Regions from separate parts of the Homo sapiens genome. Here region 2 is linked to region 1. The links are chromatin loops, found by intact Hi-C in ENCODE. Cell type or tissue: natural killer cell. All regions are shown on one strand. Links, peaks and the distances in the headings refer to the core of each region. The heading gives the core; the rest is flanking DNA. Region 1 has its middle 7.9 kb from the start of XCL2. Region 2 overlaps LOC125312414 (a long non-coding RNA gene).

Region 1 (9,136 bases), core at 723-8,722:
TTTGATGGTAACCATAATGGAAGAGATTCTGGCTAGTGTCTATCAGAGGTGAAAGCTATATCGATCACTCTTAGAGTCCAGCTTGTAATGGTTCTTTACACATCAGTCACAAGTTACAGCTGTGACAATGGCAACAATTTGAGATCTATTTCAACTTGTCTCTATAATAGAATTCTATTTATAGAATAAGGGAGAACAAAATCCAGTCTGCATAAACATCTTCTTTTGAGAAGTGCCTGTTCATATCCTTTGCCAAATTTTGATGGGGTTGTTTGATTTTTTCTTGTAAATTTGTTTAAGTTCTTTGTAGATTCTGGATATTAGCCCTTTGTCAGATGGGTAGATTGTAAAAATGTTCTCCCATTCTGTAGGTTGCCTGTTCACTCTGATAGTAGTTTATTTTGGTGTGCAGAAGCTCTTTAGTTTAATTAGATCCCATTTGTCTATTTTGGCTTTTGTTGCCATTACTTTTGGTGTTTTAGTCATGAAGTCCTTGCCCTTGCGTATGTCCTGAATGGTATTGCCTAGGTTTTCTTCTAGGGTTTTTATGGTTTTACGTCTAACATTTAATTCTTTAATCCATCTTGAATTGATTTTTGTATAAGGTGTAAAGAATGGATCCCTCTTCAGTTTCTACATATGGCTAGCCAGTTTTCCCAGCACAATTTATTAAATAGGGAATCCTTTCCCCACTTCTTGTTTTTTTCAGGTTTGTCAAAGATGAGATGGTTGTAGATGTGTGGTATTATTTCTGAGGGCTCTGTTCTGTTCCATTGGTCTATATCTCTGTTTTGGTACTAGTGCCATGCTGTAGTATACTACAAGGTTACTGTAGCCTTGTAGTATAGTTTGAAGTCAGGTAGCTTCAACTACCTGATGCCTCCAGCTTTGTTCTTTTGGCTTAGGATTGTCTTGGCAATGCAGACTCTTTTTTGTCAGATCTGAAGGAGATAGAGACACAAATAACCCTTCAAAAAAAAATCAATAAATTCAGGAGCTGGTTTTTTGAAAAGATCAACAAAATTGATAGACTGCTAGCAAGACTAATAAAGAAGAAAAGAGAGAAGAATCAAATAGATGCAATAAAAAATGATAAAAGGGATATCATCACTGATCCCACAGAAATGCAAACTACCATCAGGTAATACTATAAATACCTCTATGCAAATAAACTAGAAAATCTAGGAGAAATGGATAAATTCCTGGACACATACACCCTCCCAAGACTAAACCAGGAAGAAGTTGCATCCCTGAATAGACCAATAACGGGCTCTGAAATGGACGCAATAATTAATAGCCTACCAACCAAAAAAAGTCCAGGACCAGACAGATTCACAGCCAAATTCTACCAGAGGTACAAAGAGGAGCTGGTACCACTCTTTCTGAAACTATTCCAATCAATAGAAAAGGAGGGAATCCTTCCTAACTCATTTTATGAGGCCAGCATCATCCTGATACCAAAGCCTGGCACAGACACAACAAACAAGAGAATTTTAGACCAATATCCCTGATGAACATCGATGCAAAAATCCTCAATAAAATACTGGCAAAACAAATCCAGCAGCACATCAAAAAGCTTATCCACCACGATCAGGTGGGCTTCATCCCTGGGATGCAAGGCTGGTTCAACATATGCAAATCAATAGAAGTAGTCCATCATATAAAGAGAACCAAAGAAAAAAACCACATGATTATCTCAATAGGTAAGGCCTTTGACAAAATTCAACAGCCCTTCATGCTAAAAACTCTCAATAAACTAGGTATTGATGTGACATATCTCAAAATAATGAGAGCTATTTATGACAAACCCACAGCCAATATCATACTGAATGGGCAAAAACTGGAAGCATTCCCTTTGAAAACTGGCACAAAACAGGGATGCCCTCTCTCACCACTCCTATTCAACATAGTGTTGGAAGTTCTGGCCAGGGCAATCAGGCTGGAGAAAGAAATAAAGGGCATTCAATTAGGAAAAGAGGAAGTCAAATTGTCCCTGTTTGCAGATGACATGCTTGTATATCTAGAAAACCCCATTGTCTCAGCCCAAAATCTCCTTAAGCTGATAAGCAACTTCAGCAAAGTCTCAGGATACAAAATCAATGGGCAAAAATCACAAGCATTCCTCTACACCAATAACAGACTAACAGAGAACCGAATCATGAGTGAACTCCCATTCACAATTGCTTCAAAGAGAATAAAATACCTAGGAATCCAACTTACAAGGGATGTGAAGGACCTCTTCAAGGAGAACTACAAACCGCTGCTCAATGAAATAAAAGAGGACACAAACAAATGGAAGAACATTCCATGCTCATGGATAGGAAGAATCAATATCATGAAAATGGACATACTGCCCAAGGAAATTTATAGATTCAATGCCATCCCCATCCAGCTACCAATGACTCTCTTCACAAAATTGGAAAAAACTACTTTAAAGTTCATATGGAACCAAAAAACAGCCCGCATTGCCAAGACAATCCTAAGCCAAAAGAACAAAGCTAAATGCTCCAATTAAAAGACACAGACTGACAAATTGGATAAAGAGTCAAGACCCATCAGTGTGCTGTATTCAGGAGACCCATCTCACATGCAGAGACACACATAGGATCAAAATAAAGGGATGGAGGAAGATCTACCAAGGAAATGGAAAACAAAAAAAAGCAGGGGTTGCAATCCTAGTCTCTGATAAAACAGACTTTAAACCAACAAAGATCAAAAGAGACAAAGAAGGCCATTACATAATGGTAAAGGGATCAATTCAACAAGAAGAGCCAACTATCCTAAATATATATGCCCCCAATCCAGGAGCACCCAGATTCATAAAGCAAGTCCTTAGAGATCTACAAAGAGACTTAGACTCCCACACAATAATAATGGGAGACTTTAACACCCCACTATTCAATGCAATTCCAGTTAAAATTTCCATAGAGTCTAATGTCAACATTAGACAGATCAACGAGACAGAAAGTTAATAAGGATATCCAGGAATTGAACTCAGCTCTGCACCAAGTAGACCTAATAGACATCTACAGAACTCTCCACCCCAAATCAACAGAATATACATTCCTCTCAGCACCACATCTCACTTATTCTAAAATTGACCACATAGTTGGAAGTAAAGCACTCCTCAGCAAATGTAGAAGAATAGAAATTATAACAAACTGTCTCTCAGACCACAGTGCAGTCAAACTAGAACTCAGGATTAAGAAACTCACTCAAAACTGCTCGACTACATGGAAACTGAACAACCTGCTCCTGAATGACTACTGGGTACTGGGTACATATCGAAATGAAGGCAGAAATAAAGATGTTCTTTGAAACCAATGAGAATGAAGACACAACATACCAGAATCTCTGGGACACATTTAAAGCAGTGTGTAGGGGGAAATTTATAACACTAAATGCCACAAGAGAAAGCAGGAAAGATCTAAAATTGACCCCCTAACTGCACAATTAAAAGAACTAGAGAAGCAAGAGCAAACACATTCAAAAGCTAGCAGAATGTGTTGTTATTAACTGAGGTGGGAAAATGCAGTAGTTGCTGGTTTTCGGGAGAATATTAGGGGCTCTGTTTTGGTCATGTTAAGTTTAGGTGCTTAGTAGACATCCATATGAAAATGTCAAGTAGTCAGATAGCTAGGTCAGGAATCCAGAGGACGTGTCTAAGCTGGAAATACTAATTTTGGAGTCATTAGCTTATATGTGGCACTTAAAGCCTTGATAATGGGCAAAGCATGTAGGTAGAGTTGATCAAAATATAAAATGTTCAAGGACTGAGCCTTGGACACAGATTGGGAAGATGAGGAGGAACCAGCAAGGAAAACTGGGAAGAAGTCAGAAAGATATGAGGAAACCCAATCTTGTGTGGTATCCTGGAAATCAAGGCAGGAGGATGTTTGCAGGAATAGAGTGAGCAACTTTGCCAAATGCTGTAAATAAGTCAGAAATTAGAACTTAAAAATAGTTGGATTTAACAGCATGGCTGTCACAGAATGACTATAAGGGGAAAAGCGTCAGTGGATTGGTAAGAGCAGAAACTTTTGAAGAAGGGTTGAGAAGGCCTGGGAGAAGAATTAATGACAACTCTTTAAAGAGAATAATTTTAGACGACAGTTGTCTCATAAGCATCACTATAGAGGCTTGGAGAGAAAAAGAAGCTTGCAGAGAAAAAGAACTACAGCTGAAGTGGAAGTGTAGTCAAGAGATGGTGTTTTGTTTGTTTATTTTGATTTTTACATGAGAGAAAAAATAACAAGTTTGTACACTAATGGGAATGATTCAGTGGAAAGTTTAACACTTAGTATAATATCCAGTGTATCAACTATATATATATATATGCTATTTTCTTAATAATTTGAATTCATAAATGCATGCCCCTAGAAACTGGTTATGTACTCCTGATTCTTTACATTTTCAATTTCATTATTTCCACTAGGCACTAATCGTATTAGCAATTTGATCTGCAGTTAAACTGTTTTCTGGTATGGATAAGAGAAAGAAATAATAAATAATACATTGTTAGAACCCATCATAATTATACATTTTTGATAAAAATATGATTTCATTAAGAGTTTTATAAACAGCCATTTGACACAAATTACCTGCCCTTACATTGTAACAGTTTTAAAAAATAACTGTTGATTTCAAAATTAAAATGAAACTTCCCCAGGCATAGACTGTCTTCCTCTTCTTTCAACTACTACTGATTAGTAATTTATTTAACCCTGGATGTTTATTCAAAGTTCCAGTGGCAGTAAAGTTGATTTATCCTAAAAGTCTGATATCTGTGGACCCTGATCCCCCCTAATGGGAGTGGTACATCAACTTTTTAGGTAATTCAAGAAGTAGCTCCTGCATTGGCAGTCCCTTTCACTGACTTCAGTATTATCACTTGCTCTTGGTGTTACCTTAACAGTTCCTTCAAGAGAATGTCTTCGACATTGTGGTTTCCTGCCCAACTGCAGCTTAACTTTATAATAAAACACCCTTCAACCCTTCCTTCCTGTTGCTTCTGCCCTTGCCCCAAGCCAAGAGTAGTGAAAACTCTGCTAAGTAATAACTATAGGATTTCTCTCTTAGCCTCTTGGCCTCTACTTTCATTCTGGATATTATAACTTAGGCCACAAAATCATTCACAATTCCCATTGCAAAGCTTTTTATCTCTTTTCTATTAAAAACTTAATATTGTATAAGCTTCTCTCCTACCAGATGCCTCAACTTTACTCTTTTGTAGTCTGTTTTAGTTTTTTGCTTATTGAGATTAACCTCACACATTTGATTTTTTTAATAGTTATGCATTTTGAAGAGAACAAGGAATAGCTTTAGACTGCAGTTGCCTCAGAAACCTCATTTAATGTTTGATAGGGCAAATATTTCTTCTCTGTTTTTTTATTGACAGGTACAGTCACATGCCCATGTGTTAGAGCATAACAAGTATAGCTTAAAATTGCTTATAATAGTCACTAACATTTGCTGAGCACTTATTCCATCTCCAGCACTCTGCTAAACGTTTGGCACACATTATCTTACTTGATTCTGTATTTTGCTACTGACAAAACTAAGAATTTGGGAAGGTTAAAGCATTTGTCCAGGGTTACACAGCTAATAAATAGTTGATTAGGGATTTGAATACAACTGATCTGACTCCAGTAGCCACCTACTTAACCACTCAGGAGAGAGTTTGCTTGCAGGATGATGTATAAGGGCAAAACTTGTCCAGCCAAGTCTCAAGGGCAGAGGAGAGAGATCTCTCCTAAAGAAAAGAAAGCCTTGGTAGCAAGGAGTTATAATACACTGGAAGTGTAACAGTCCCTTGAAGTTCCATTATTTATCTTAAAATTTGTGATGATTTTGCATTCTGCTTCATAATATATTTATATTGCTTTAATATAAAAGAAATATTTGGCTCTATTAAAGGACAAAAAAGATGCAAATATTTACGAACCAGATGACAAACATTGTAAGGATATCAGTTTTCCCCAAATCAATCTACTATTCAATGCAATTCCAGTTAAAATTTCCACAGAGTTTTTGGGCAAAACTTTCTAATACAATTTTTAAATTTATATGACACAAAGACATTCACAGATAGCTAAAACAAGTTAGGAAAAGAAAAACCAAGAGTAAATGTTTCCCCTATCAAATATTAAGACATAAGATAAAGCTGTGATAATAAAAAACACAGTAGTGTTAATTTAGAGATTAACAACGAGAACAATAGAAAGCTCAGAATCATGTTTATAAATTATGCATCTACATACACACACATACATATGTGTGTATGTATGTGTATATATAAACTATGATCAGATGAGAATAAGGTATATTATTCACAATATATTGCTGGAAGCTTTTGCTTATTTTACAGAGAAAAATAAAATAAGTTTCCTACCTCACACCATGTATAAAAATAGACTTCTGATACATTAAATGCAAGAAGAAAGAAAAGAAGGGAAGGGGGAAGGGAAAAGAAGGAAAGAGGAAGGAAAGGAAGGCAGAAGGGGAAAGAAGGAAGGAGGGAAGGAAAGAAGGAAGGAAGGGAAACAAGGAAGACATAGGAGAATATCTTTATTACACCTGGGTGAGGGAAAGATTCCATAACTATATTCCCAAAGAATAACTCACAAAGAAAAATAATCTGATATATTTTCCTATTTCAAAATTACAGATAAACACAGAGTTGCTGTCTATCTCATTGCCTTATTCATTTTCTTCATAGTGTTTATCGCTTTACGATACTGACTAGTTTACTCATTTGATTTGGGGTCTTGTGCTCATTTAAAGGTATGCTTCAGGAGGGCAGGTACTTTGCCTATTGTGTTTACCACTGTAGACACAGCGCCAGAACTGTGTCTGGCATAATATGTGGGCAATAAATGGGTCCTTTGTACATTGTCTTAAGGATTTTTTAAATATTCCTGAATTTTATAGATCCCACCGCTATCTGGGATTCCCTTTCCTTACCATTTTGCAGGTTCTACTGAAACTTCCTCTAACATAACTCATAAAGGGTATCTACAAAACTGCTTATTAGAGAAATTTCAGGTTCTACCATGCCTGAAACTCTGATTGAATCCCTATAGGCAACAGTAGGACTATTATGACAATGTCTCTTGAATGCGTCATGTAGGGTTGATCCTTTTAGAGAGACAATACCTTTAGGATATAACTAAAACCAAAGAATTGAAAATAGAAGAAAGCATATTTCAGCATAACTCTATAAATTATTTTATCCCATTGCAATTGTCCAGAAAGGAAGCAGGTTGACTTGAGAAGCAGTAAATTATGCATCACTGAATGTGTTTGGGCAGAGTCTGGAGGACCACTTACCAGAAGAGAGAAAAGGTGAGAAGAAATGTTCTCCAAGGTTCCTTCCATCCTCGAGCTCTAAAATCCTTAACCAGTTTTTTCTTATACCCACCTCCTCTCCACAGGACTCTTCCCTTCCCCCTATCAGGAATATTGAAGCAGCATGATGCCAAAAGCAGTTATAAACACTATAAATAATTATTACTCTCAACACTTGATGAGTGACACCAAAAATTAAAGGAAGCTTGCACCGTAAAGCAAGCACATTGCAGGGTATTTATTTTTTGGCTCTGGAATACAAAGACACATAGTCAGAGACACACATTCATCTTCCATTCTTAGTGTCCCATGCTCGCCCCCACTAAGGGAGAAGCTCAGGTGAACATCATGCAAATACTCCACGGTGTGGGCTGAAATTCATAGACAGAAGGGTCAGCACGGAATAAGGCATGCAGCCTCCCGTCTCTTGAAACTCTGTGGAGATGCTTGGTCATGCACAACTGAACACATTAAGAGTTTTGCTCTAGTTTTTCTCTGTCTACAAGAGAGGTCCTACTCCCTGTTGCTCTTCTTTTTTAAAAAATAAGGATCCCATGAGAGTGGCCTTAGAAGTAGGAGGCAAAAGTTCTGAGAATGGGTACCAGATGCTCAGGAGTTGCATTCCCATACTGATAGCACCTAGGGATCTTGTGGGAAGCTGAGGCTGCATCTGGGGCCTCTCCACCTGGCAGGAGTCCCCCAACCCCATCCCTCTACTCCGCACCTCCCACCTACCCTCCCAACCCTGGCTCGAAAGCTCATTGCCAGGAATCCCCAAGAGGGCCTCAGGACCCTGTGATAGACAATCCCACTCATCTCCCCACCCTGCTCTCTGCCTCCCCACCCCAGTCAGCTCTCTGACTTACGCTATAGAGCCTAGTGATGCTTACACTATAGAACTCTCTGGCACTATGGGCACTTGCACATCCCTTACCTTATTTGATCCTCCTAAGAGCCTTGTAAGGGAAAACAGCAGGTATGATCGTGTCCATTGTATTCATGAACAGACTGAGATGCAGACAGGATAAAGTGACTGGCCTAAGTCATCCAACTATGTGGCAAAGCCAGGACTTGAGGTAGGCCATCAGAACCCACATCTCATGCATTCACCTCCAAAATATATACTTCATCAAGTTGCCAGACAATGATGCCATCCATGTCAGACAGAGCAACTGTAAAAGGAATGGTTATCCATGCCTCATTAGCTCTGGAAAGAAGGGCAGCATGCCAGAATTCTCTGAAACCTGAAGAAGTAAGAACATGCTCCCACCAGAGAGCAATTCCCACCAGAACAGCTCACCTTGAGATGTGTCACCTTCACACGTAAGCACTGCCTAAGACCAATTATTGGCCATCTGGGGAAATAACACACAACAGGTTCAGAGTAAGACTAAGATAATTAGATTACCCCCTCCGCTTTCCCTAGATTACAGGGTAATGAGTATATCAGAAGAGAAAGTGATTTTTCTCAATCTTTGCTGGTGGATTACATGTGAAAGTACAATCACAGCAACCACAGTTCCTGCACCTAACTCAGAAGTGGGACAGGATATAGAGACATCAGAGAGAAGAGAGAATGACTACTTAAGTGGAGCTCTTCAGAGGTGACACAGGTGAAATATGCCCTGGTTGCCCAATATTCTCCTTGCTTCACAAGGAGAAGGTAAGATTAGCCATCCAGTTTTAGTGGCAGATGCCTGTGTTTGAATTAGGAAACTGTCTTGATATTACTTGACTTGTATCAATGGCCTGGGGCCTGCACTCATTCTGCCACTAACTGGCTGTGTGG
Region 2 (16,420 bases), core at 3,688-11,687, 51 kb after region 1:
TAAATGTTCAAGTGAGTTTTCAATTCAGGTTTGGCTGTCTGCAATGTTCATGCCCTTTCCACTAAGCATTATAAACTGTAAAGGGCTACTCAAATATATGAATTACCTATCATTATTATTATTATTATTTCATGCTTAAATTCTACAAAAGCTATTTGAAAGGATAGTTATAAGAATTAAGTAGAGCCTACAAAGCCACTTGATTTAAAGCCTCAATGACTTTCAAAATTGTACCACTAAAGATATTTTTAACAAATGGATACAGGATAGGAGGCCATGTGTAAGGAACTAGCCTTGGAAATGGGAGGCAAATACTAGGGATAGACAAATGTTTCTGAGGTGGCAGAACTGCAAAGTGCTTATCTTTGGGAGATCTGTGCCAGGGAATGTAGGGAACATGCTAGTTAAACTTTTTATACATGCTAAGAGGGAGTACACGATGAAATTTCCTAGTAGCAAGTAACACTAAGTACTCCTCATTGCAAAATGTCAAATCAGTCAACAGAAACTGCAGAGCATTCTTTTCTGTCTATGTAAAGAAGCAGAAAAACAGGCAATAGGAACATAAATCAAACTGTATTGACAGATTAATAGGTCCAATCCAAAAAAGGCCTCTACAGCTTAGGCAAACAGATTCTAGACATTTTTTAAGTTCAAGCAACTGAGGACAAAGTTCCACCAAACTGCTGGGCATTGCTGGAGAGATTAATATACACATCAGAGTAATCATAGGCTTTATAAAAATGACCAGGCAGCCACACCAGAAACTTTCACTCTTGTGAAAAACAAGAGAGGTCCAGAAAGCTGAACTGTAAATAAAGTGTAGAGCTGGAATCAGAGGAAAGCATGACAATACAATGACCCTTCAAACCAAAAAGAAAAGGAAAAACTAAAAGACTATCTTAAAAATTGTTAAAATTATAAACACAGCATAATCTTCAAGTCTGAAAAAACATTACATGGACTGCCCTGAACTCCTGTTTTGCAAATCCCAGTGGTGCTGTGCTGCAGAAAGCATCAATTAAAATGTAAAAATTTAGCAGTCTTTCCTTCCTTCATTCAACAGTTATTAATTGAGCACATGCCATGATCAGGGCACTGTTCTTGGCATAAGGGATATATAGTAAATGAAAACACAAACTCTTACCCTCCCAGAGCTTATATTCTAGTAGGGAGAAACAGATAATAGGAAATAAACCTATAAGAAAATTGTGCATTATGTTCTAAGTTGAAAAGGGATGTGGGCAGTGCGGGGAGCGTTGGGTGTCGAGGGAAGTCGTGATATTAAATAGAGTGGACACTGAAAAGGTGATATTTGAGCAAAAACTTGAAGAAGGTCAGGGTATAGCCACGGAGATATCTGGAGAAAAGATTTCCAGGTACAGTAAAGATTCCAGGTACAGTAAAAAGTCAGATAAAAAGCTTTGAGGTGGGTGTATAACCTTGTGCTTGAGGAATCTACTCCAGGGTGAGGTGGGGAACAGAGTAACATAAAATCAGAGAAGTACCACGAGGGTCGGCGGGAGTGGGGAGGGGAGGTGTGGGGAGATAACTCAGGGCTTTGTATAATAGATGACTGTAAAAACGTTTGCTTTCAGTCAGAAAGGTTTGGCAATAGAGAACCGATGTATTTTAACACATGTGGTCCAGTCTGCATTTATTGGTGGCTAATAGCATTTCTTCAAATAGGTGTTTGCTCTGAAATCTTATACCTTCTGAATTATCTCTCATCTCAGGCATATTAGATTAATTGTAGCAGAGCAAGAAGCAATTGTTTGTTATATTCCATTTCAAATTATTTCACTTCTGGTTAATAATCAAATTTCCCAAATTATATTCATTATTGCTTCAACATTCTACATATGTGATGAGGGGATGTTAATTTATTACTATTGGGACATTTATTCCAGCAATGTCTTGGAACTACAGTAAACTTCCATTAGCTGAATCTTTTGAGAGTATGACCTCTTAGCTAATGGAGCTCTCTGATGAACTGAGAGATGGCCAAAACACTTTTTAAAACTTCTCTGCTATGTAACATGAGCAGAGATATAGACAAATGTTCTGCCAGAATAGAAAGAGGATGAGGACCAGAAAGAGAAAGAAAAGGAGAAAGAGGGACAGGAAAGAATGTTGAGTTGAGGGATATTTTCCATGCTCAAATAAATTTGAGAAGCATGTTTAAATTGCAGAACTTCTTTAACATGCTTCTCTAATACATTAATGGGCACTGTGCATCTCCAGCAAAAAAAGTATTCAACATTTCCTGACCTTATATAGCCAAGAATATTGTTTCCTCAATACCCCTCATATTATAGATTATTGTAGTTTGTAGGGTAAACTGTAAGAAATGCTATTCTATGGTATTTCTTGAAATAGTGGATTTCTCTACGTCCCATTGCCTTCATACATGTTTTATTGCACTGTAATTATATGCTTGCAGGAGGCCTCTCCTATTAAACCCTATTCTGTTTGAGGATTATTATCCATCGCCATTGTATTTTGAAGAACCTGTCAAAGAGGAGGTAATCAATAAATGTTTGCTTGACACACAGCAGGTGTGTTATGAATATTTGTTGAACTAATGAATAAACACTTTGCACATGACAACATATATATATATTAGAGACAGGTTCTTGCTCTGTCACCTAGACCCCAGGCTGAAGTTCAAGGCACAATTCTAGCCCACTGCAGCCTCAAACTCCTGGGCTCGAATGATCTTCCCACCTCAGCCTCCCAAGTAGCTAGTACTACAGGTGTGTGCTACCACACCCAGCCAATTTGATAATTTTTTGTAGATATAAGGTCTCATTATGTTGCCCAGGCTAGTCTCGAACTCTTGGCCTCAAGTGATCCTCCTGCCTCAGCCTCCAAAGTCCTTGGATTACAGGTGTGAGCCACTGCACCCAGCCTATCAAATACATTTCAATGAGGGCCTCCTGTGGGCCCTGGTTTCCTCTTCTGTGAAGGAGAGTGGTTTGTCTAGTAGTCTCTAAGGTTCCTTGAAGCCCTAATCTTCTTGATTCTGTGACTTCGTAGTGGTTCAGGACTATCATGCCAAATAGCTTCATCCTACAGAATTACAAGAGGACTTTTGAAGACTATTGAGGAGGACTAATAATAAGAAGAATTAGTCTTCCACAGTTAAAGAACTTGCCCTAGAAATGTCTCCTCAAAATAAATATGGGATATCAATTTGTTCTTTTGCCCCTTCTTCTCAGAAACCAAACATAGAAGTATTCTAGAGGCTGGGTGTGGTGGCTCACGCCTGTAATCCCAGCACTTTGGGAGGCTGAGGCGGGCGGATCACGAGGTCAGGAGATCGACACCATCCTGGCTAACACGGTGAAACCTCGTCTCTACTAAAAATACAAAAAAAAAAAAAAATTAGCCGGGAGTGGTGGCGGGCACCTGTAGTCCCAGCTACTGAGGAGGCTGAGGCAGGAGAATGGCGTGAACGCGGGAGGCAGAGCTTGTAGGGAGCCGAGATCGCGCCACTGCACTCCAGCCTGGGCGACAGAGCAAGACTCCATCTCAAAAAAAAAAAAAAAAAAAAAAAGAAGTATTCTAGGTTACCAAGGGTTATGCTTTCTTTCATGTTAAGACGTCAGTTTTTGCTGTGAAATGAACTCCATTTTGGTGACAAGGGTCTGGAGGTTTTCTCATAATGATTTTAGGTTTCTATCCTAATAAGAGGGCTGTGGAAATCATTGAGAAGGGTGCCTGATGTTTAATTATTTACAGTGATTTTCTACTAGGAATGATCAACTGAATAGCTTCTCTGGGCTTTTTTTTTAGTAAAATATTTCTCTCCAAGCCACTAGAAGAATTTCATATATTTTGTCAATCTTATCGTTATATCACTTAGTGAGGATTCTTTTTGGTTCTTAAAACAAAACAACAACATAACTTCTGAGGATGAAAAAAATGCCCATCCAATTTAATCCCAATTGTGCAATAGATATAATTTGCAAAAGAGAAAATAATAGTATGAATATTTTGTATCCAGGCAACACACCCCCAAGAGGTCTCATGATTTATAAGATTTCCTATTACTGCCTTCAATAGAACATCTCCTCTAAAGTAGCCAGGGTACTTGATGAACATCCTCTTCCTTACTCATATCCCCTAAGGAAAGAAATGGGTTGAACACATCATTGCCCTAATTTCACAAAGGTAGAGAAAGTAGCAGAAGGAAAGTGACTTTTTCGAGGTTACCCAAGGTTCCACTGTGTTAGTGGTTTGGAAGGAAAGAGAGGTCTGGCTTCCAGCCAGCCTGGACATCTGTGCTCTCCAATTCATCATTGTATTCAAACTACAAGAGAACAAGCAATTTAATATTTGGTGTCACCAATGCATTAGCCCTACAAGAGCTGGTACAGCAGCATTAATATGCAAACAGCTAAATATAAAGTATATTTTCTTACCAAGCAGAGTGCTTCCAACCCCTTAGGAAAACCTGAATCTACTGTACATAAAAAGTGAATAAAATAGCAAAGTATAGCAGGTTAATCATTAATATATTTTCATTAAAATATGAGGGAGAAAATGTAGCTATATTCCACTCTTAGGAATAACCCTTAGAGTTTAGGAAGATGCAAGAAGAGAACAAATGTTTCTATAGACATTGTGCTAGTACAGTTTATCCAAAAACTCTCTCTCCACAAGGATTTAAGGTTCTAGGGCAAATGCCAGATATATGACTGAAAGGTGATCCCAGAATACCTCAGCAATTAACCCTGCATTATTTTCTTCTCTCTTATACTGAAAGCATTATTAGAAATCAAGCATGTAGCTCTCTCTGGAAGTCAGGGAGCTAGAGAGTAGAAATGAGTACTGTGGTATACTAAAATTCGTTGAAACCATGAGCATCTAGAGACCATTCCCTATATACAGAGAGGACTGAAGTCCAGCGCTCTGTTTTCCCCAGTATTCTCTGTAGACTTTGTTGCCTCCATTCTGCACAATGTAAGAAACCATTAGGAGAAAACCTCCCCTTGAACTGTCTGGAATAGGTCCTCTTTGTTCTTATTACCCAGGTATTAAAAGTAGAAGAAGAGAAACTGAGAGTATCCACCTAGATAAGAGCAAAGTGGGATAATCTTAGTATTATTCTTTTTTTTTTTTCTTCTTTTACTACACTTTAAGTTCTGGAATACATGTGCAGAATGTGCAGCTTTGTTACATAGGTATACACGTGCCATGGTGGTTTGCTGCATCTATCAACCCATCATCTAGGTTTTAAGCCCCGCATGCATTAGGTATTTCTCCTAATGTTCTCCCTCCCCTAGCTCCCCACCCCCTAACAGGCCCTGGTGTGTGATGTTCCCCACCCTGTGTTCATGTGTTCTCATTGTTCAACTCCCACTTACGAGTGAGAATATGTGGTGTTTGGTTTTCTGTTCCTGTGTTAGTTTGCTGAGAATGATGGTTTCCAGCTTCATCCATGTCCCTGCAAAGGACATGAACTCATTCTTTTTTATGGCTGCATACTATTCCATGGTGTATATGTGCCACATTTTCCTTATCCTGTCTATCATTGATGGGCATTTGGGTTGGTTCCAAGTCTTTACTATTGTAAATAGTGCTGCAATACACACACATGTGCATGTGCCTTTATAGTAGAATAATTTATAGTCTTTTGGGTATAAACCCAGTAATGGGATTGCTGGGTCAAATGGAATTTCTGGTTCTAGACCGTTGAGGAATTGCCACACTGTCTTCCACAATGGTTAAGCTAATTTACACTCCCACCAACTGTGTAAAAGTGTTCTTATTTATCCACATCCTCTCCAGCATCTGTTGTTTCCTGACTTTTTAATGATCCCCATTCTAACTGGCTTGAGATGATATCTCACTGTGGTTTTGATTTGCATTTCTCTAATGACCAGTGATGATGAGCTTTTCTTCATATGTTTTTTGGCCACATAAATGTCTTTTTTTGAGAAGTGTCTGTTCATATCTTTGCCCACTTTTGGATAGGGTTGTTTTTTTCTTGTAAATTTGTTTAAGTTCCTTGCAGATCCTGGATCTTAGCCCTTTGTCAGATGGATAGATTGCAAAAATTTTCTCCCATTCTGCAGGTTGCCTGTTCACTCTAATGACAGTTTGTTTTGCTGTGCAAAAGCTCTATGGTTGAATTAGATCCCATTTGTCAATTTTGGCTTTTGCTGTAATTGCTTTTGGCCTTTTAGTCATGAAGTCTTTGCCCACGCCTATGTCCTGAATGGTATGGCATAGGTTTCCTTCTAGGGTTTTTATGGCGTTTTACATTTAAGTCTTTAACCTATCGTGAGTTAATTTTTGTATAAGGTGTAAGGAAGGGGTCCAATTTCTGCTTTCTGCATGTGGCTAGCCAGTTTTCCCAGTACCATTTATTAAACAGGGAATCCTTTCCCCATTGATTGTTTTTGTCAGGTTTGTCGAAGATCAGATGGTTGTAGATGTGTGGTTTTATTTCTGAGGCCACAGTTCTGTTCCATTGGTCTATATCTCTGTTTTGGTACCAGTATCATGCTGTTTTGGTTACTCTTGCCTTGTAGTATAGTTTGAAATCAGGTAGCTTGATGACTCCAGCTTTCTTTTTTATTTATTTATTTTTTTTGGATAAGGATTGTCTTGGCTATAAGGGCTCTCTTTTTGGTTCCATATGAAATTTAAAGTAGTTTTTTTCTAATTCTGTGAAGAAAAGATAGGGTTTTTGTGTGGGCATCATTTTTGTTGATGTTGGTGTTATTGCTTTTGTTTCTTAGTTTTTCTTCTAACAGTCAGGCCCTTCTTCTTCAGGTCTGCTGGAGTTTGCTGGAGGTCCACTCCAGACCCTGTTTGCCTGGGTATCACCGGCAGAGGCTGCAGAGCAGCAAAGATTGCTGCCTGCTCCTTCCTCTGGAAGCTTCATCCCAAAGGGGCACCCGCCTGATGCCAGCCAGAGCTCTCCTGTACGAGGTATCTCCCAATCAGGAGGCATGGGGATCAGAGATCCACTTTAGGAGGCAGTCTGTCCCTTAGCAGAGCTTGAATGCTGTGCTGGGAGATCCACTGCTCTCTTCAGAGCCAGCAGACAGGAACTTTCAAGTCTGCTGAAGCTGTGCCCACAGCTCCCCCCCACGCCGCCCCCCACCACCCCCACCCCACCAACCCAGGTACACTGTCCCAGGGAGATGGGAGTTTTATCTACAAGGCCCTGACTGGGGCTGCTGCCTTTCTTTCAGAGATGCCCTGCCCAGTGAGGAGGAATCTAGAGAAGCAGTCTGGCCATAGCTTTGCTGCACTGCGGTGAGTTCCACCCAGTACAAACTTCCTGGCAGCTTCCTTAACACTGGGAGGGGAAAACCGCCTACTCAAGCCTCAGTAATCTTTTGTATTATTCTTAAGAACAATTTAAAAAACTACTACTCATATTTGTTTAGTGCTTTTCCGTTTATACAACATTTTCCATCCATTTTCTTGTTTGGTACTTACAACAATCCTGTGAGATAAGTAAGATGAGTATTCTTTTCTAACTTTTAATTAAGAAAAATTTCCAACCGATAGAAAAGTAGATAGAATGGTGTTATTCATCTCCTGAAACTTACAATATGAACAAATCACTATTCATCTGTCTTTTTTAAAAACTGAAGTATCTTAGTAAATTGCAAGCAACATGTCATTTTCCCTTATTATACCTAAAAAATTAATAATTATCTAATATCATCTCGTCTATAATTCATAATCAAATATCCACCAACAGTAACATGAATGTTACTTTCTCATTTTACAGATGTTACCTTTTTGACATAACCAAGTAAACCAACAGGCTTGAAGACACACCGATCATAAAAATGAATCTAAGAACCCAGGTGTAATCTTCTGATTTCTAGGTCCCAGCGCTTCTCATTTTTAAGCAGAGTTTCATAGAAATACTCTATTCAAACAAACAAACAAAAAAAACAGAAAAGCCACAGACCTCTGTAACATTTAAGCAGAGGTGTCCTCTTAGTAAAATGTAAAATACATGTGTGAAATCTGTTTCCAACAAGCTCTTATGTTATTTTTAGTGGCCCTTCTCATCACCTGTGGTGTTTTGTTTTGCCCTCCCTCAACCCATTTCTATTGCCCCCATCCATACTTTAGCCAACACCATTCTCTGATATGCTGGGTTGCCTGAGTGCCTCACCATGTCTACCTAGCCCATGTGTCTCTCTGTCCCCATCCACAGGGGTAACACCATCTTGCAGAGAGCAAACACTCTAAGAAGGCCTGATGGACTCATCTGCCTGAAAGTGGTCATAATGACTGGCACCATAACCCATTCTGAGTGTCCATGGAGTAATATAGAGATGATAGTAGTTTGCCTCATGGAATCTTAAGAAATAACATTGTTATCATGATTCTTGCAGCATTATGAGTATTGGCAAGGTGTCCCTGCAATAGGTTAAAGGTGTGCACTCAATTTATGCAATCCCTCCCCACCCACCCAGAAATTTTCTCTTCCATTTAAATTTTTTACAATCCTCTTTAAGTTTCAACCCCTCCTCTCATGACAACTATTACACACATATTCAAGTGAACCTAGCTGCCGCTCTTGCTTCACTTCTAGTATAGAAATGTTTACATTTTCTTCCACGAGGTTCTTGGCATCTTTTGACAGTACCTGCCAATGACCACTGAACATTTTTCAGATGGATGTGGGTATGCTCCAAATCATGACATCAAAGGTATTTCTTGGATCTACTGAATGATTTAGCCTAAGTGAATCAGACAAATATGGAAATTATGTAAATCTTATGTGTCACCCAGGGGAAAGAATGTGAAACATTTTAAGGCAAAAACAAGTTCTGGTTATTATCAGGCAACCTTGGAAATGTGAGATGACAAAACAATGTAATGTTGCCCAACTCTGGAGAACAAGGAAGGAGAAAAATTAATCAGAACAGATCTCACTTCTCATTCCAGACTCAAGCTGCTTAGACAGGAATCCAAATTAGTGTGCCCCCACTCCAGCTCCAAATAAAGCACTTTACACAAAAATAATTAAAAACTCTGTATATGACACCTTCCTTCCAGGGTTTGCATATCAACATAAAAGCATTAGAGAAAATTCCCAGATGCTACAATTCCAGACATAAAAAATTGTCCAAAAGGCCTTTCTTTGCATCCCTGAAACCATACCACATTTATATCAGCCACACTTCTTAATTGGGAACAACAGAATCCACTGTATCCACTCTATATAGTTTAGAGGGAAAATGATGGTGGGGAGGTTTTTAAAAGACACATTTGCCCTCAGAATTATTGAACTAGCTGGAAAAACAGATTAGAACTGAAGCTTTCAGGAATAATGCCCAAAATCACACAGAACTAATTCAATGGGGAAACAACATATAAATCCCTGGAACTAGACTATTCTGTAGCCACTCCTCCCACCAGTACCAATTCCATTTTGATCTTGTGACTAGGGTAAAAGTTGGATGTCTTTACAGATCCAGAGTCAGTTGCTGTCTCATATTTGAATTAAAGTTTCATGTTTATGTCTGATTGGCAGAGCCTAGGCCTATCCTAAGCTCTTTGAAACATTAACTCATTTAAGCCTCAAAACAACCCTAAAAGGTTGGTACTATGAATATCCCTTTTTATAGCTGAAGGAACTGAGGCACATAAAATTATGTAACTAGTCTGAGATCACATGAACAATCAGTGGCAAAGTTGAAATTTGAATTAAGATGGTCTGGCTCCAAAGCTCAAGATTTCTTAACACTTTTTTTGTTCTGTTTTGTTGAAAATATTATATTCACATGTTTGCATCCTAGCTGCAAGGAGGTGAGACATTGGTTCACTTACTCAAATCTAAAAATGTTATTCAAAGATGACGGGTAAGCGTAAATATGACAGATGTCTACCACAAATTTATAGAATAGGTAGGGCCATTCCTTTATATTTTTGTATCCCCTTAAAATTGTGGAATGTAGGTACATTTCTGTGTATATTTACTATCCACAGTGGTGGTCTCTAAAGACAGCTCCACATTGCTCCACCCACAGCCTTCTGTGCACATATGTTGCTCCTCCCATAAAAAGGAGGAGGCTTATCTCTCCACCTCTTTTGAATCTGGGCTGACCTTGTGACCTTTGAAATTCTTTAGGACATTCAGTGAAATGCAGCAGAATGAAGCTATGCCTGGCCTTTAAGAGGCTGGCAGCTTCTGCTTTTGCACTGGGGAAACCAGTTGCCATGTAAGAAATCCATCTACCCTCAGCCTGCCATGCAGTAGGGAAGCCCAAGCTAGCCACATGGAGAGACCACATGGAGAAGAATACAGTCACAGATGGAGACAATTAAATCCCTACACATGTGTTACCCATAGAACCATCCCAGCCAGCTCCTCATCCTTCAGATCATCCTGGCCAAGGCTCCAGACATCCTTACACTGCTTTGTCCAAATTCATGACCCACATAATAATGAGCAAGCAAAATGGTAGGTGTCTTAAAATGCCAGATTCCAGGGTAGTTACACAGCAACAGATAACTTAGACACAAATTAACACTATATTCTCACCTAATTAATAATAAAAATTTTGCATCTCATTAAATTTCCTTTTATAGCAATAGTGAGCAAACTTTTTCTTAAAGGGCTACATAGTGTTTTAAGTTTTGCAGGCTACAAAGCAAAATTGAGGCTATTATGTAAGCTCTTAGATAACCATTTAAAACGTCAAATCATTCCTAGCTCAAGGGCCATAAAAAAATCAGGCAGCTCACCAGATTGGCCCATGAGCCGCAGTTCGCTGATTTCTGCTCTACAGCCTCGCTTTTGATATTTGCTTTGTACCTCCTGATAGGAACTCCCTATAACTCATTTAATCAAGACCCTATTCTTGAGCATTTAGTTTGTTTGTAGTTTTCTCACTATCTCAAAAACTGTCATATTAAACCTTGTGGTTATTTCCTTAAGGGGTGGTTTAAAGAAAACTGTATTTCACGTTGCTATTTGAGTGTGAGCAGCATGAGTCCTTCCTCCTCAATCAGGGATAATCTTTTTCTCTTTTGGCTTCCTTAGAACTCCATAGTTTGGAGTCAGACTATCACTGAAGCCCAAATCATTGCTTCCCTAAAAGAGATTAGCAATCCCAGGCCCCAGGGAGAACACAAGTGCCCCCTTCTCACTTCCTCCCTTTCCCTCTCAGCAAGAGGTGGCCAACACTAAGCTTTAGCTCCAAGCTTGACAAGCTTCCAGCTAGGAGGTGTCCCACCCTTCTGCAGGTGAGCCAGCCTCTGGCTTCCCCCAGCTCCCTCTCCTGGCACTTGATTCTTCCCCTTCAATTCTCAGCCTGCAACAGGCCCCACAGCGGAGCACAGCAGGACAGAGGACAGGATGAGCCCTGCTGATGTGGAGTCCCAGACAAGGTCACCTATTGGAACAGGCTCTGCGTAAGCCTGCATGCTCTAATCCTGTAACCCAACTATCTAGTGGAAATCCATTGCTGCTGACACTGTCCTTCAGATATTTTTAAACTGTGATAACTACACTTACATGGAGTACATGAAAAACAGAAGTTTGGCAGCTTTGCTGCTGCCCCACAGGCTGCTCCCCATCTCCTCTCCCCAAATGCCCCATTTCCTGCTTCCCCAGCCAGATCCTATGCATTTCTTAGGACACAGTTCTCACATCTTGCCTTTGAAAAGCCCAGCCTCACCTTTCCTCATTCATTCAGCTCTTTGGTCCAGCAGGTCTTAGAGTTTGCACACCACTTTCTCCACATCTTGTTATATTCTGGCTTGTCATATCCACTATTGTTCCACAGAAGTCAGCATTGTCAGCACAGCTAGATTGCCTTCTCAATGAGAGCATGAAATGTGATTTTACATCTATGGCCCTTAAAGCAGCTACTGGCAGTGCTGGGCACACAGCAAGGAGCTCATTAATTATGTTGATCGATCAGAGGTCATTTTAGGATTCAACTTAGGAAAATTCCAAACTACCCACTCAGAAGTGCCCAGTCCATATTGAGAATTCTGCAACTAGCGGTTTGCTTGTTTCTTCTTCAACTTTTATTTTAAGCTCAGGGGTACATGCGCAGGATGTGCAGGTTTGTTACATAGGTAAACGTGTGCCATGTCCCATCACCTATGTATTAAGCCCAGAATCCATTAGTTATTCTTCCTGGTGCTCTCCCTCCCCCCACTCTCCCCGACAGGCCCCAGAGTGTGTAGTTCCCACCCATGTGTCCATGTGTTCTCATTATTCAGCTCCCACTTATAAGTGAGAACATGCAGTGTTTGGATTTTGGTTCCTGCATTAGTTTGCTGAGGATAATGGCTTCCAACTCCATCCATGTCCCTGCAAAGGACATGATCTCATTCCTTTTTATGACTGCATAGCATTCCATGGTGTATATGTACCACATTTTCTTTATTTAGTGTATCATTGATGAGCATTTGGGTTGATTCCATGTCTTTGCTATTGTGAATAGTGCTGCAATGAACATATACGTGCACGTATCTTTATAACAGAATGATTTATATTCCTTTGGGTATATACCCCTGTAATGGGATTGCTGGGTCAAATGGTATTTCTTCCTCTAGGTCTTTGAAGAATCGCCACACTGCCTTCCACAGTGGTTGACCTAATTTACACTCCCACTAACAGTGTAAACGTGTTCCTTTTTCTCCACAATCTCACTGGCATCTGTTGTTTTTTGACTTTTTATTAACAGCCTTTCTGACTGGCATGAGATGGTATCTTACTGAGGTTTTGATTTGCATTTCTCTAATGATCAGTGATGTTGAGCTTTTTCTCATGTTTCTTGGATGCATGTATGTCTTCTTTTGATAAGTGTCTGCTCATGTCTTTTGTCCACTTTTTAATAGGATTGTTTGTTTTTCTCTCATAAATTTGCTTAAGTTCCTTATAGACTCTGTATATTGACCTTTGTCAGATGGATAGATTGCAAAAATTTTCTCCCATTCTGTAAGGTTGTCTGTTCACTCTGTTGATAGTTTGTTTTGCTGTGCAGAAGCTCTTTGGTTTAATTAGATCCCATTTGTCAATTTTTGCTTTTGTTGCAATTGCTTTTGACATCTTCATCACGAAATCTTTGCCCATGCCTATGTCCTGAATGGTATTGCCTGGATTTTCTTCTAGGGTTTTTATAGTTTGGGGGTTTATATTTAAGTTTTTAATCCATCTTGAGTTAATTTTTGTATGTTGTGTAAGAAACGGGTCTAGTTTCAATTTTCTGCATATGGCTAGCCAGTTCTCCCAGCACCATTTATTAAATAAGGAATCCTTTCCCCATCGCTTGTTTTTGTCAGGTTTGTCAAAGATCAGATGGTTATAGGTATGTGGTGTTATTTCTGAGTTCTCTATTCTGTTCCATTGGTCTGTGTGCCTGTTCTTGTACAAGTACCATGCTTTTTGATTACTGTAGCCTGGTAGTATAGTTTGAAGTTGGGTAGTGTGATGCCTTGAGCTGTGTTCTTTTTGCATAGGATGTTCTTGGCTGTTCAGGCATTTTTTGGTTCCATATGAATTTCAAAATAGTTTATTATATGTTGTAATTCTGTGAAGAATGTCAACCATAGTTTAATGGGAGTTTTAACATTGAATCTATACATTACTTTGGGCAGTATGGCCATTTTCACAATATTGATTCTTCCTTTCGATGAGCATGGAATGGAATGTTTTTCCATTTATTTGTGTCCTCTCTGATTTCTTGGAGCAGTGGTTTGTAGTTCTCCTTGAAGAGGTCCTTCATTTCCCTTGTTAAGTGTATTCCTAGGTATTTTATTCTTTTTGTAGCAATTGTGAATGGGAGTTCATTCATGATTTGACTCTCTGCTTGCCTGTTGTTGGTGTGTTTTTTGTGTTTGTTTTTAGAGACAGAGTCTCATTAAGTTACCCAGGTCAGCCTCCAACTCCTGGGCTCAAGTGCCTCAGCCTTTCAAAGAGCTGAGACTACAGGCATTGCCATCACACCCAGCTTGGACACTGGTTTTTGCTAGCCCTGGAGTCAAATGAAAGAGCCAGTGAAATAGGAAACAATTAGGAAACAAAGACCTGAAATCTTATCTGGTTCTCTCACTTAAGACATGTGAATTTGAACCTCATCTGTAAAGATGGGAGAATATAATACTTTATAATTCTATAAAGCTTTTTATGAGACTCAAATAAAAGCAGCATGCTTTGTATATATTACTTACTCAACCTGCAACCACATCTGAAAGGTGAGCGCTGTTGTCCCCATTTTACAGATAGAATGATAGAAACCTCAAAGTGAAGAAACCTATCAAATGTCATAAACTTAGCAAGTAAGAATTTTAACTCAAGTGTCTCTGATGAAAAGAAGGAAAAAAAGAGAGACACTGAGAAAAATAAATGTTTTACCTTCTCAACAGTTGATAATTTTAGTGTCTGTCCTAAATAAGCTCATTTGTATCATCTTCATTTTTGAAAGAGGGAAAAAAACTAAAAAGAAAACAGAGTACAAAAATGACATAAGGGAGTGAGGAAATAGATGGGGATGCCAAGAGTTAGGAAATTAGTTCAGTCTAGCAAACTTTACTAAATACTTCCTCTAGGCCAGGAACTGAGAATTATGCAGGGCAAACTATAAGAAGATGGTCTCTGCCTGTGAAGGTGGCAGAAGAGATTCACATAGAGAGGCTTGTGGGGAGAGGGGAAAAGGCTGAGAGAGGAAGAGAGGAGACAGTTTTGCACTCAATCTAGGAGGAGATGAAAGAAAATGAGGTTGCAAATATAAGTAAGGCTACATCTTGGAGGTCTCACTATGTCAAACCCAATAGACAACAGAGTGCTTCAAACAGAGGAGCTACGTATTCAGATATAAATGTAAATGTGTTTGCTTATTCATTCATATATTCATTAATTTATTTAGAATACCTGTACATGGTGGAGAGGACTTCTTCACAAATTGACTAGAAAACATATTTGGATGTAGAGACTGTAATCACTTCCCATACCCTCACCACCACCCTGGTTCTTGCCAACACTGTCTCTCTCCTGGGCTACTGCAATTGATGCAGGGCAGATTCTTTGCTCATCTAGGAAGGAATTCAAGAGCAAGCCTGAGGTAGAAGAAAACAGCTTTACTTGGTCAGCCAGGCAGTGTTACAGCTTCGAGACAGCTCCTGCAGAGCAGGGATACCCCATAAAAAGTGTGTGAGAGTAGCAGCTCAGGGGAAGGTCTGCATTTGTATTTATACCCCTTTTTAATGATATGCTAATTAATGGGTGAGTTATCCAGAATTAGCTAGAAAATGGGTGGTAACTTCCAGGTGTTGCCATGGCAAGGGGTGGTAACTTCTAGAGTGTTGCCATGGCAATCAATGGTAAACTGTCATGGCACTGGTGGGTGTGTTTTATGGAGAGGTGCTTTCGGTGCCTCCTCCTTGTTTCAGCCAGTCTTCAATCTGGTCTGGAGTCAAGTCCCTGCCTCCTACCTTACAATCGTCTCCTATCAGTCCTTGCCCCTCATAATCTAGTTGCAAAATAATAGCCTTTCAAAAATGTAAGTCAGAGTATGACAGTCCTTGGCTCAAAACTCTCCAGTGGCCCCACTCAGAGTCAAAGCCAAAGTTCTGACAGTAGTCTTCAAAGTTCCACACAATCTGCCAGCCCATCCCTATCCCTTCCGCTATCTATCTGACTTCCTTTCCTACTACTCACGCCCTGGCTTGTTCTGCTCCCTTCATAATAACCTCCTTGTTCTTCCTCAACTACGAGCTTCCTCTCACTGCAAGCATGATCCTGCCTGGGATGTTTGCACATCCTCTTAGCACTGCCTGGATCCCTCTTCTCTCACATGCATCTGCACGTTTACTCCCTCACCTCCTTCAGGTCTTCCCTCAAATATTACCTTCCCAGAGCACCTTCCTTTACCACCCTATTTAAGATTGCAACACACCACCCCGTTTCCCTGAACTCCCCACACTGCTTGTCTGCTTTATTTTGGCCACTTCATTTATTGCTGTCTGATATTTTTTATTGTTTTTGGTGTTCCCCCATTGCTGCTCTAAGGGTGAATATAAGAGCATGGATCTTTTATCTGTTTTGTTCATTGTATCCATAATGCTTAGAATGTCCTTGGCACACATTAGGTGTTGAAATATTTATGGAATGAATGAAGGGGAAAGAGTGCTAACGCCCCCCCCGACCCCCCACCCCCACCCCCGAATCCACTTTTCCTTCTTTCTGGGCACATGGTCACTTATCTAGCAACTACATTTCCAACCACCCTTGCAGGTAGATGTAGCTGACCAATGGACTATAAGGAGAAGTTATGTGGACCTTGAAATCAAATCAGCAGCAGCATAAAACAGACCAGGAAAACCGTGCAGGCCCCCGGGAGCTCATGTTCTCATACACAACTTCAAATGTGACCAAGGGGGATAAATAGACAAAGAAGAACCTCCTTTCTGCAGT

What was found. Hi-C counts contacts between places; a loop is a spot of excess contacts. Peaks named below come from ENCODE experiments on the same cell type or tissue, not always from the same donor. Only the 100,000 strongest peaks of a DNase experiment are listed, where the experiment ranks them.
Region 2: a loop joins it to region 1, with 2.7 times the contacts of the local background. A loop is called at or near these places in 4 of 110 quality-filtered maps.

The regions. Positions count from the first base shown.
Region 1 is chr1:168,531,552-168,540,687 of GRCh38, reverse strand. No RefSeq gene overlaps it. Among named protein-coding and RNA genes, the nearest start is that of XCL2, 7.9 kb to the left of the region's middle. In natural killer cell, for the core only: no CTCF peak of the experiment used is centred there; a DNase peak (open chromatin) is centred at 4,957; H3K4me3 peaks cover 405 bases; H3K27ac peaks cover 3,258 bases.
Region 2 is chr1:168,476,098-168,492,517 of GRCh38, reverse strand. It overlaps LOC125312414 (a long non-coding RNA gene), which reads left to right. Exons shown (of 8, transcript NR_176090.1): 2 at 6,787-6,945; 3 at 7,212-7,275. LOC101928565 (a long non-coding RNA gene) reads left to right here. Exons shown (of 5, transcript NR_176057.1): 3 at 6,787-6,945; 4 at 7,212-7,275. Among named protein-coding and RNA genes, the nearest start is that of XCL2, 60 kb to the left of the region's middle. RefSeq lists a silencer at 10,021-10,221. In natural killer cell, for the core only: no CTCF peak of the experiment used is centred there; a DNase peak (open chromatin) is centred at 7,297; H3K27ac peaks cover 2,381 bases.